Linked DNA regions of Homo sapiens: region 2 is linked to region 1. The links are chromatin contacts, found by Hi-C or POLR2A ChIA-PET in ENCODE. All regions are on one chromosome and are shown on one strand. The core of a region is the stretch at or near the end of the contact, and the rest is flanking DNA. Distances in the headings are between cores, read along the strand shown.

What was found. A loop is a pair of places that touch in the nucleus more often than their neighbours do. ChIA-PET counts read pairs that join two places held with the same protein, here RNA polymerase II (POLR2A). Pooled maps may share reads with other maps.
Region 2: a loop to region 1 is called in a map of DLD1, with 5 times the contacts of the local background. The contact joins two enhancer-like sites. A Hi-C loop is called at or near these places in 3 of 168 maps with a recorded cell type or tissue (DLD1, astrocyte of the cerebellum and endothelial cell of hepatic sinusoid), 1 of 37 single-sample maps with no recorded cell type and 2 of 50 pooled maps. POLR2A ChIA-PET finds 5 or more read pairs at or near these places in 2 of 52 experiments (H1 and SK-N-SH).

The regions. Positions count from the first base shown.
Region 1 is chr3:189,959,650-189,964,741 of GRCh38, forward strand. It overlaps P3H2 (prolyl 3-hydroxylase 2), which reads right to left. Exons shown (of 15, transcript NM_018192.4): 14 at 4,309-4,449. Among named protein-coding and RNA genes, the nearest start is that of MIR944, 130 kb to the left of the region's middle. Within about 2 kb of position 2,047, at least 4 of the 41 ENCODE cell types and tissues checked have a DNase peak (open chromatin) inside an H3K27ac peak, as active enhancers do.
Region 2 is chr3:190,046,127-190,051,218 of GRCh38, forward strand. The region is part of intron 1 of P3H2 (prolyl 3-hydroxylase 2); the gene reads right to left. Among named protein-coding and RNA genes, the nearest start is that of P3H2, 72 kb to the right of the region's middle. Within about 2 kb of position 2,890, at least 4 of the 41 ENCODE cell types and tissues checked have a DNase peak (open chromatin) inside an H3K27ac peak, as active enhancers do.

The sequences.
Region 1 (5,092 bases), core at 797-3,296:
AATTAAGTGTTTCTCTGGATGCTCCCATTATATTCTACGCTTTCTTTTATTCCTCACATTAATCCATCAGCAGGTGCAGCTGGTCTACCTCCAAATTGTATCTCAAATCTTCCATCTCTTTTTACCTTCTCTATTACTACTCCAGTCCAAGACCACATGTTAGCTAAAGTAATCTTCTGTATCCTGTAACTCTCCAGGACTGGAGGAGATATGTGTGTGTGTGTGTGTGTGTGTGTGTGTGTGTGTGTGTGTGTGTGTGTGTGTTGGGGTGTGGGGACTACATGACTTTCCACTAGTTAGAATACAATTCGCATTTCCCAATCAGCCTGTGGAATCCGACTCCTGCCGCCTCCACGTCCTCTACTGAAGCCACTCTCCCTCTTGTCTGCCATATTCCAGATGCTCTGGCTTTCTTTGTTTCTTGGTGACTCCAAACATCTTATTGTCTCTGGGCCTTTGCAGCTTGTCCTCTGCCTGGAATACTCTCCTCCAGACATTTATCCTAGTGGACTTCTAATTTATTAGGTTTCAGCTCACATGCCACTTGTTTGGCGAGGCCTCACAATTTGCCGCTCCTACCCTTTCACTCCAGAATCAGTTGTCTTGTTCCATTTTCCACACATCATTGGTCACCGTGTGAAAAATCTCTCGATTATTTATTTATTTTTTACTTTTTTGGGATCTGTTTCCTTCCACTAGAATGTAAGCTCCAGAAGAGCAGGGCATCTTATCTTCTTGGTCACTACTGTATTTTCAGTGCTCAGAAAAGCCACTGACATGTGGCAAGAGTTCTATTTTCTTTGATGAGTAAATGTGTAAATGGATGAAGCCTTTCTCTGTCTAAAATGCCTCTCCCTAAAGAAATTGATCTTTTAAAGCTTTTTTTCAAATGCCATCTCCTCAAAGAAGCCTTTTTGGATTGCTTTTTGATATCCCTCAAACCACGCATTTGCTGCTAAGGATTCTTACCAAAACTTGCCTTGTGGTTTAATTAGTTGGGTCCTTGTATTATTTCTCCAATTTGACTTCAAGCTCCTTGAAAATAGGAATTATATCCTACTAGTGTGCATTCCCCATAGGCGGTCTTTAACACAGTGCCTGCGCACAGTAAGTTAAATAAATAACTATTTTATGAATTGAAAACAAAGCCCCTTTCATGCAAGAGCTTGTAATAAAAAATGTTTACAAAAAGGCAACTAAAAGGACTAGATATACTAAATAACAGAAAATTAAGTTGCTGCCACATCTAAATAAAAAGCCCAAGTACTACTTTACAAATATAAGGAAAACAATCTTTTTTTTTTTTTTCAAGACAGAGTCTCACTCTGTTGCCCAGGTTGGAGTGCAGTGGTGCGATCTCGGGTTACAGCAACCTCCACCTCCTGGATTCAAGTGATTCTCCTGCCTCAGCCTCCCCAGTAGCTGGGATTACAGGCATATGCCACCATGCCTGGCTAATTTTTGTAATTTTAGTAGAGACGGGGTTTCGCCATGTTGGCCAGGCTGGTTTCGAACCCCTGACCTCAGGTGATCTGCCCGCCTCGGCCTCCCCAAGTGCTAGGATTACAGGACTGAGCCACCGTGCCCGGCCAAGGAAAACAATCCTGATACTTAACAAATCGACACACATACAAAGCTTTCACATCTGTTGACCACAAGAAATGATTGTAATCTTGTTTCTCATTAAGGGAAAGAAATTCAAGAGCTGGAACCAATATATATGAAGCTTCGAACATCCTTGCATCCTTAAAAGGATGTTGCTAAATACTCCTTGAGAACTGAGACCCTTTAAAGTAATTCATAATAAGCATGAGAATCGGCCAGCTCTAATGACTTGTTCATAGGTAGGCATTTTTTTTTTCTGAGATTCAATCTGCAAAAAGACGTCTAGGCCAGGAACTCCCAAACTCTGCTGCTGCACGTTAGAATCACCTGGGGAGCTCTTAAAACTCCTGAAACACAGATGTTAGTAGTTTGTAACGATCAATAGATGATCTCCACGTGTAGCAAAGAATGATTCACAGCCTGGGCTAATTTAGCTGAGGAAAAAGTTCTGGTCATTTCCCACTGTGGCCACTAGATGCCGCTACGGCCTGAAGACTGGAGAGGTTTTCTAGTACTTTTCCATCAGAGGAAGGGACGCTGGCGTTGATGTTTCCTATTACAAAGGAGCAAAGAGAACTTACTTTGTGTTAGCTTATTTTGAGAGAACAATACCTTGGAAAAGGGAGTTTGGATACTGAATGATGAAATAGATTAAATGTCTGCTGAATTGAATACTAGAATAGTGAGGTAATATTTCAATAATTTTATCTTCACTGTCTACCCATTGACATAGGTTCCTTAGTTTAAAAAAAAATGCTTTGATGGAATGCTAACATTTTGGAGATGGAAAATACCAGGATATAAAGTAATGATAGGGGAAGGCAATTGTTTGCTGCTCCCTTGAGGTTTTCAGGACTCTGTGCTCTGGTCCTTTTGTCAGGGCCTTTCTTTCTTTTTCTTCTTCTTCTTTTTTTTTTTTTTTTTTTTTTTTAAGACAGAGTCTCACTCTTGTCGCCCAGGTTACAGTGTGGTGGAGTGATCTCAGCTCACTGCAACTGCAGCCTCCACCTCCTGGGTTCAAGCGATTCCCCTGCCTCAGGCTCCCGAGCAGCTGGGATTACAGGTGCGTGCCACCACGCCAGGCTAATTTTTGTATTTTTAGTAGAGATGGGGTTTCACCATGTTGGCCAGGCTGGTCTCCAACTCCTGACCTCAGGTGATCCACCCACCTAGGCCTCCAAAAGTGCAGGGATTATAGGCGTGAGCCACCACGCCCAGCCAGGGCCATTTTTTCTATGCCTGGCTATCGTCTTTGCTTCTAGGTCTGAGCTTATAGAAGTCTTCCTTGATTCCCTGCTACAAAACATATACTGTTCTCTTCTTACAGCGTATTTACTAGCTGTTCTGTCCAAGCTCCTCATAGTCCAGGACCTTGTTCTGTTCACCCTTCTACCCCTAGGGCCTATCTAGCAGAGTTTCCAAGGCAGATAATAATAGCTCTTCTGTACAATAAAAGGTCACAATAGGTCTTTTGTAAAATATGTGAAAGAATGGCTTAGGGAATGTGGGGAAACACTTTGTAAGTTAGATTTGATGGTGAAAAGTATATGAGAAAAACGCATTATTTTTAAATAGTTTCTGATGAAATTGGATTCAACTTAGGAACCTAACAAGGAAAACTGGATAGAATGCCAGTTTTAAGAATAGAATTTCATAGCTTCATCAATACTTAGGGCTGGAGAAGATTTGGAGGTCATCCAGTTAAGCCTCTGCTACGATGTTTTAGATTCCATTTCAGCGTTCCATGCTAAGCAGTTGCCTGGGCTTTGATTGGAGCCATCCAATCAGTGCTTCCAAAGCAGACAATTCTGCCAAACTGTGGTGACTATTTGAAAGTTATTCCTTGTGTGGAGCCCAAATTTTCCCTCCAGGGCTTCTACCCATTGGTCTTAATTCATACCGCTGCAGCTCCACAGGTGGAGACTATGACATCTGCCCACGGGCTTCCAAAACGATGAGATCATGGTCTCCTCCTAGCTAAGTGTCCTCAGCTAGTTTGCATATAATAATATTGAAATACTTAATGTAATAACAGTAATAAGTAATAATAATCTTTTAGGTTTCCTTGCCCTCTTTCAAATACGTTTCATAAATGATTCAATACTATTTCTTATGATTTGCGAGAAAACAAATCCGTCTTCTGGGTGACCAATAAAAAGTGATTCCTCCCTGATGCCACAGAGTTGTTTTGGTTTTTGTTTTTGTTTTGAGACAGAGTCTTGCCCTGTTGCCCAGGCTGAAGTGCAGTGGTGCGATCTCGGCTTACTGCAATTTACGCCTCCCAGGTTCAAGCGATTCTCCTGCCTCAGCTTCCCGAGTAACTGGAACTACAGGCGCATGCCACCACATCCAGCTAATTTTGTATTTTTAGTAGAGATGGGGTTTCAGCATGTTGATCAGGCTGGTCTCGAACTCCCGACCTCAAGTGATCTGCCCACCTCGGCCTCCCAAAGTTCTGGGGTTATAGGAGTGAGCCACCACGCCCAGCCTTACAATTTGTTAATAAGCTCAAGACAGATTAGTGACTATCAAATATCATTGACACAGCTATTTCTACAAACATCTTCACTTACTAGAACATATCTGATTAAGAACTGCCTTTACCCTCTTCTTTTCCTCAGACGAAGCAATTTAAAGGACTTCTCAGATAAAGCAGTTCATGAAGCAAGCCTAATTGGCTTTCTGGGCGGGTGAGAAACTCACCAATTCTCTATAAAGTGGGTCCAAGGTGAACCACAGAGCCACAGCACACCTCTTTCCCTTGGTGACTGCCTTCACCCCATGAGGGTTCTCTCCTCCAGATGAGAAGCTGATCATGCGCCCACATTTTGGTTTTATAGAGGCCTGAGAAAGAAAGCAAAAATTAGACTTTCAATTGTTGTATCATAAACATTTCCACAACTCCTGCTTCTCTGGCTATGAGATTATTTGAGTTAAGGCCTGAGGCGAAGAATAAAGGAATCCTGGGATTGAAGATGATGTAAATTATCTCAATTTTCTCACCCGTAAAACAAAGGTAAGGTCAAAATAATATATACCTCAGAAAATAAAAAGATGTTCAAGTAAAACGTGTAGCAAAGTCCACATACATAGTAATCATTCAATACATGCTATATATATGATAGCCTGCAAATTCAAAGAAGGCAAAGTTTTCCTCTCATAATTCATTTCTGTAGCTTTTGCACTAGCAAAGCATCCGGATACAAGGTAGGTGTCCATTCCATACTTGTGTAATTAACAAACAAACAAACAGGACATCTGCAGTGCTGGAAAAGTTGTTATTGATCTAGGTAGTGGTTACATGAGCGTATACGCTTTCTAATTTTTAAATTGTACATTCATGGTTTATGTGCTTTTCACAATACAAACATTTTTAAAAGTCATAATTCTGTATGATATTTCATTTCCTTTACACTATTGTTTCCCAGTGGTCGTTTAGGCATTGTTTGAACATCTCTAGTGGTGAGAACACGACACCCCTTGGAGT
Region 2 (5,092 bases), core at 1,640-4,139, 87 kb after region 1:
AAAAAAAAAAAAAAGAGTTCAAACCTGCCCTTCCTGGTGCCTGCCCTAAGGATTTCAGACTTGCCAAGCCAGCCTCCACAATCGTGTATGCCGTTTCCTTGCAGTACATCTCTTGTGATCTATCTGGTTCTATTTTTTCTGGTTGAATCCTGACTTACACAAGATATCACACTTATTTTGAATAAACGTCTTAAAGATAACTCATGCCAAACACCAAAGGGGTAAGATCGACATAATCCCTTTATTTCTGTGACCCATACAATATGGTTTCAATTACGTGGAAGATGAAAGGAAGAACAGTCTACTCAGGTATAATGCTGCCAAATTCCATTGTTCTGGCCAAATGAAGTAATGGTAGATGATGATGAAGAGAGGAGCAGAGTTAGAGAGCCCTCATCCATTTTGGATGTGTGGGCCACTGTAGCTGTGGATGCTATTGCCAGAATAGCTTGTCATAGTAGCCAGTAACATTAAAACTAAACATTTCAACACTATAATCTCACAATCAGATATAGATTTAAGAAACAATCAGATATAAACTCAAAATTGATGCAAATGGATTTCTCTATAAAATTTGTAATTGAACCACAGAGAATTAAACTAACTAAATGCCCAATATTAATGTAAATTAAAGAAATTTATGGTAATTTATTTTTAATTTAATTTAATTTATTTTAGGGTAATTTACCCTATTAAGCCACTCTAATTGGTATTGTAGAAGACCTCAAAAGCTCAGGTAACCAAAACAAAAATTGACAAATAGAATTATATTAAGCTAAAAAGCTTCTGTACAGCAAAGGAAACAATCAACAAAGCAAAGAGATAACCTACAGAATGGGAGAAATATTTGCAAACTATTTATCTAATGAGGAATTAATAACTAGAATATATAAGAAACTCAATAGCAAACAAAACAAAACAAAAAAACAAATAATCTGATCTAAAAATGGGCAAAAGATCGGAATAGACATTTCTTAAAAGAAGACATACAAATGACCAACAAGTAAATGAAAAGGTGCTCAACATCACCAATCATCAGAGAAATGCAAATCAAAACCACAGTGAGATATCATCTCACCCCAGTTAAAATGGCTATAATCCAAAAGACTTCATATAGCAAATGGTGACCTGACAATGATGTTGGTAGAGATACAAATCAGTGCAGCCACTATGGAAACCAATATGGAAACAGTATGGAGAGTCCTCAAAAAACTAAAAGTAGAATTACCATAAGATCTAGCAACCGCACTGCTGAGTATATATCCAAGGGAAAGGAAACTAGTGTATTAAAGAGGTATCTGTACTCTCATGTTTATTGTAGGAGTATTCACAATAGCTAAGCTGTGAAATCAACCTAAGTGTCCATCAATGAACATGAAAGTACAGATATCTAAACATAAGAGTTCCTGCAAATGACAGGGTTGTATTCTTTTTTATGGCTGAATAATATTCTCGTGTGTATATATACACCATGTTTCCTGTGAAGAAACATTTGCAGCAACATGGATGGAACTGGAGGACAGTATGTTAAGGTAAATAAGCCAGGCTCAGAAAGACAAATATTGCATGTTCTCACTCATATACAGGTGCTAAAAAATTGATCTCATAGAGGTAGTAAGTAGTCTCTGATGGCTACCAGAGGCTGGAAAGGGTAGTGGGAGAGGTGAGAATGAAGAGGCATTGGTTAATGGGTATAAAAATACAGTTAGATAGAAGGAATAAGTTACAGTATGGAATAGCACAGTAGGGAGACTACAGTTAACAATAATTTATAATCTATTGCAAAATAGCTAGAAGGTAAGATTTGGAAAGTTCTCAACACAAAGAAATGCTTTACCCTTGTTTTATCCTTTTTTTATGTATACAGGTCTTTCTTCTGATTTCTTGCATTTGAGAGAAGTGGCTGTCACAATGACTTCTGGAGGTACTTTAGAGGTCCCTCAAGGACTGTTGAATACAGAAGAGGAGCAGTTTCACCAACACAACTATCTTCATTTATTATTTTTTCTTCTCTCTTTTTAAAAAAATTACAATGATTCAAGAGATTTTATTTTAAAAATGGCTTCTGCTAACTTAAACATGGTTTGAGCCGGGTGTGGTGGTTGACACCTGTAATCCCAGCACTTTGGGAGGCTGAGGTGGGCAGATCACTTGAGGTCAGGAGTTCGAGACCAGCCTGGCCAACATGGTGAAACCCCATCTCTACTAAAAAATACAAAAGTTATCTGGGCATGGTGGCAGGTGCCTATAATCCCAACTACTTGGAAGGCTGAGGCATGAGAATCGCTTGAACCCGGGAGGTGGAGGTTGCAGAGAGCCGAGATCACACCACTGCACTCCAGACTGGGCAACACAATGAGAATGCCAAAAAATAGTTTTGAAAATAATATAACTACCATAGATTTTGCTTTATTTTACTAGATGATTTTTGTACCTGGTAGGCTATTGATGAACTATGACATTAATAACCAAGTATATTAAAAAACAAACAAATGAAAACAAAGTTAAAATGTAAGCTTGACATCACTGGCTATAAAAATTCTCCTGGAGAAGATGATCAGAATTGAAGCCTTTTAACTTTTCGGTGGACTATAGGGACAGTAGCAGGAGATCAGCTACATATCCCAGAAGCAATGTTTCTTCCAGGTCAGTATCATGTCATTCACAAGTGAAAAAATAAACACTAAAAATAAATAGAAGTTCTATAACAGAGACAGGAAAGGGACTCTCCTTGCTGTCTCCTGTCTACATGTCCTTTTAGCCTTAACACCTTCCAAAGGAAGGAGAAAAATAGCTTTGCAGGTTTGCAAATGTGTGTAGTTAGCATTTTAAGAACAAAAACGGGCTGCCTCTCACAGCTGTGTTGGAATTTGCTTCAGATTCTGCCTTCAAATCACAGAAGACGTGAGTAAGGGCACGTCCGTGACTCAGTCCTCAACCCTTGCCAAAGTAGTAGTTTTCTAGATATAAAACTACAGGGAAAGAAAAATAGAAAGTCAGAAGAGGAAGAAAAACTGCATGTTCATAAATCTTGCACAAAACTGAATCTCGAAGGTGTGATAAAAAGATCAGGATCGGGGAGTGTTTAGGAAAGAGAAACACACATATGTGAGGCACTACCTAACATTTCAATAGACACATGGTTTTTTTTTTCAGTCATATTAATTAAGTTCTGTGCACGGTGCTTGCACATAAATAAAACCAGATGCTTAAATTGTAGCTCAATCATTACGCTGTATTTGCTCACATCCCCTCCTGTACCACTTTCAAGAAATTGGCTTTTCGCCTAAATGGCAGGGGAGGGAAAGGGAAAAAAAGAAGAAAAAAAAGTTCTGGAGCTTTAGCCTTATTCTCAGGTTGATGAGTGGTTGTTGATATGTGACAAATACATTTCGCTTTCATGACATCTCTATGGAAAATTAAGAATTGTAGTTTTCTTGAGGCAGTTGAGATTCTTAAAGGAGTATTTATTCATCATGCTATTAATTTATTGGCCTTCATAAAAACTCTTTCAAAATTGTCACCTATCTATAAATAAGACTTAAAACCCACCCTCGGCTACATAGATACACACAAACACAAACACACAGATGTATGTGTGTGAATTTATAAAATAACCTGTCAATACATATGGAGAAAATAGTTTCACGGAATCAAAGTTATCTGGTTCACCTCCTTTAAGTGCATTTCCCAATGTGAGTTCTGAAGCATATTTGTTCCACGACATGTGAAAAACTGAGGGGCTTAAATAAATTGGGAAATGCCGGGTTACACAAAGTTAAACAGCTTTCTTTATTGTGGAACTTTCAGAGTCTCTAATATGCTGATGCACATTGTAAATATTCAAGAGGTCAACATACTCTGTAATATCTCTCAAAGCTGGTTGACCCAGAAACTTGCAAAATATCTTACAAGGGTGGTAATTTGCAGGACATGCAGTGAAAAATGCTAATATAAATCAATCTAAAATGTTCATCCAGTCTCTGATTAAATTTTCCCCATGTGAACAAAATTGCTACTTTCCAAAAGAGTTCATTCTGTCCTACGAAAGATCTAAGTCAAACGGGATTTCTTTCTTACGCTGAACCATAATCTATCTCTCTATAACTTCCACTATTGCTCTTGATTTTGCACTTTGGAAGAACAAAAAGAAGAGTAATGCAATTCCTTTTTCCTGCAATAGCTTTTTAGATATTTGAAAGCGACAATCATATTCACAAACTCTTCCATTTTGCAGGAAGACACAGCTCTAGTTCTTAAATGAATGCATCAAATTAATCCTCTCTACTTGTCAATGTCTTAAGACATGGGGCTTCAAAATGATTACAGAAATTCAGATCTCTAGAAGTATCTATGCTTCTATAGATGCAGACTTAGATGTCAGGTTTTGTTTTTTTCTGGAAGGCATGTCTTATCATTGATTCCAATTAATTTACTAAAACTTTCGAGTCCTCATAAATATTGTGGCTAAGTCAATTCTCTACAGTTCTATATCTGTATGATCATTTGTTTGTGTATATATGAGTTTTTTGAGGAATATTAGGAAAACACAAGTCCATTAGATTTTATTCGTCCTTCATGACAGAGACTGTGCTTTATAATAAAATTGGTCATCTTTTCTCAGTTACCTTCTCTTATAAAGTTATAATATCTCAGCTTCATGCAAATTCTATTACATTAGAAGAATGAAGAGTATTAGCCTGAAACTTACTACCTATACTAGTGACCTCCTTCCAGCTTAATACCAATTCATTACTTGATACCAAGTAAATTGTTTCACAAACCTACACAATACCAATGATAATACATTTATCTAGCTGGTCATGAAGTCATAATATAAAAGATACTGTCAAATGCCTTCTGAAATTAGGATATTAATCTGTAGCAATTTCCTAATCTGCGAACTGAAGCAGACCAGTCATAGCTATAGGTAGTGCAGGTCTTGTTAGTTCACCTGTGACATCAATAACTGTATCATCATGTAATTTGATAAGTTAGAATCAATAATGCAGAAACAGGACAATGCTAATGCCATTTGATGCGGGTACAGGTTAGGATTTAAAGGAAATAGGCTATTAATAGCTGGGAGGTT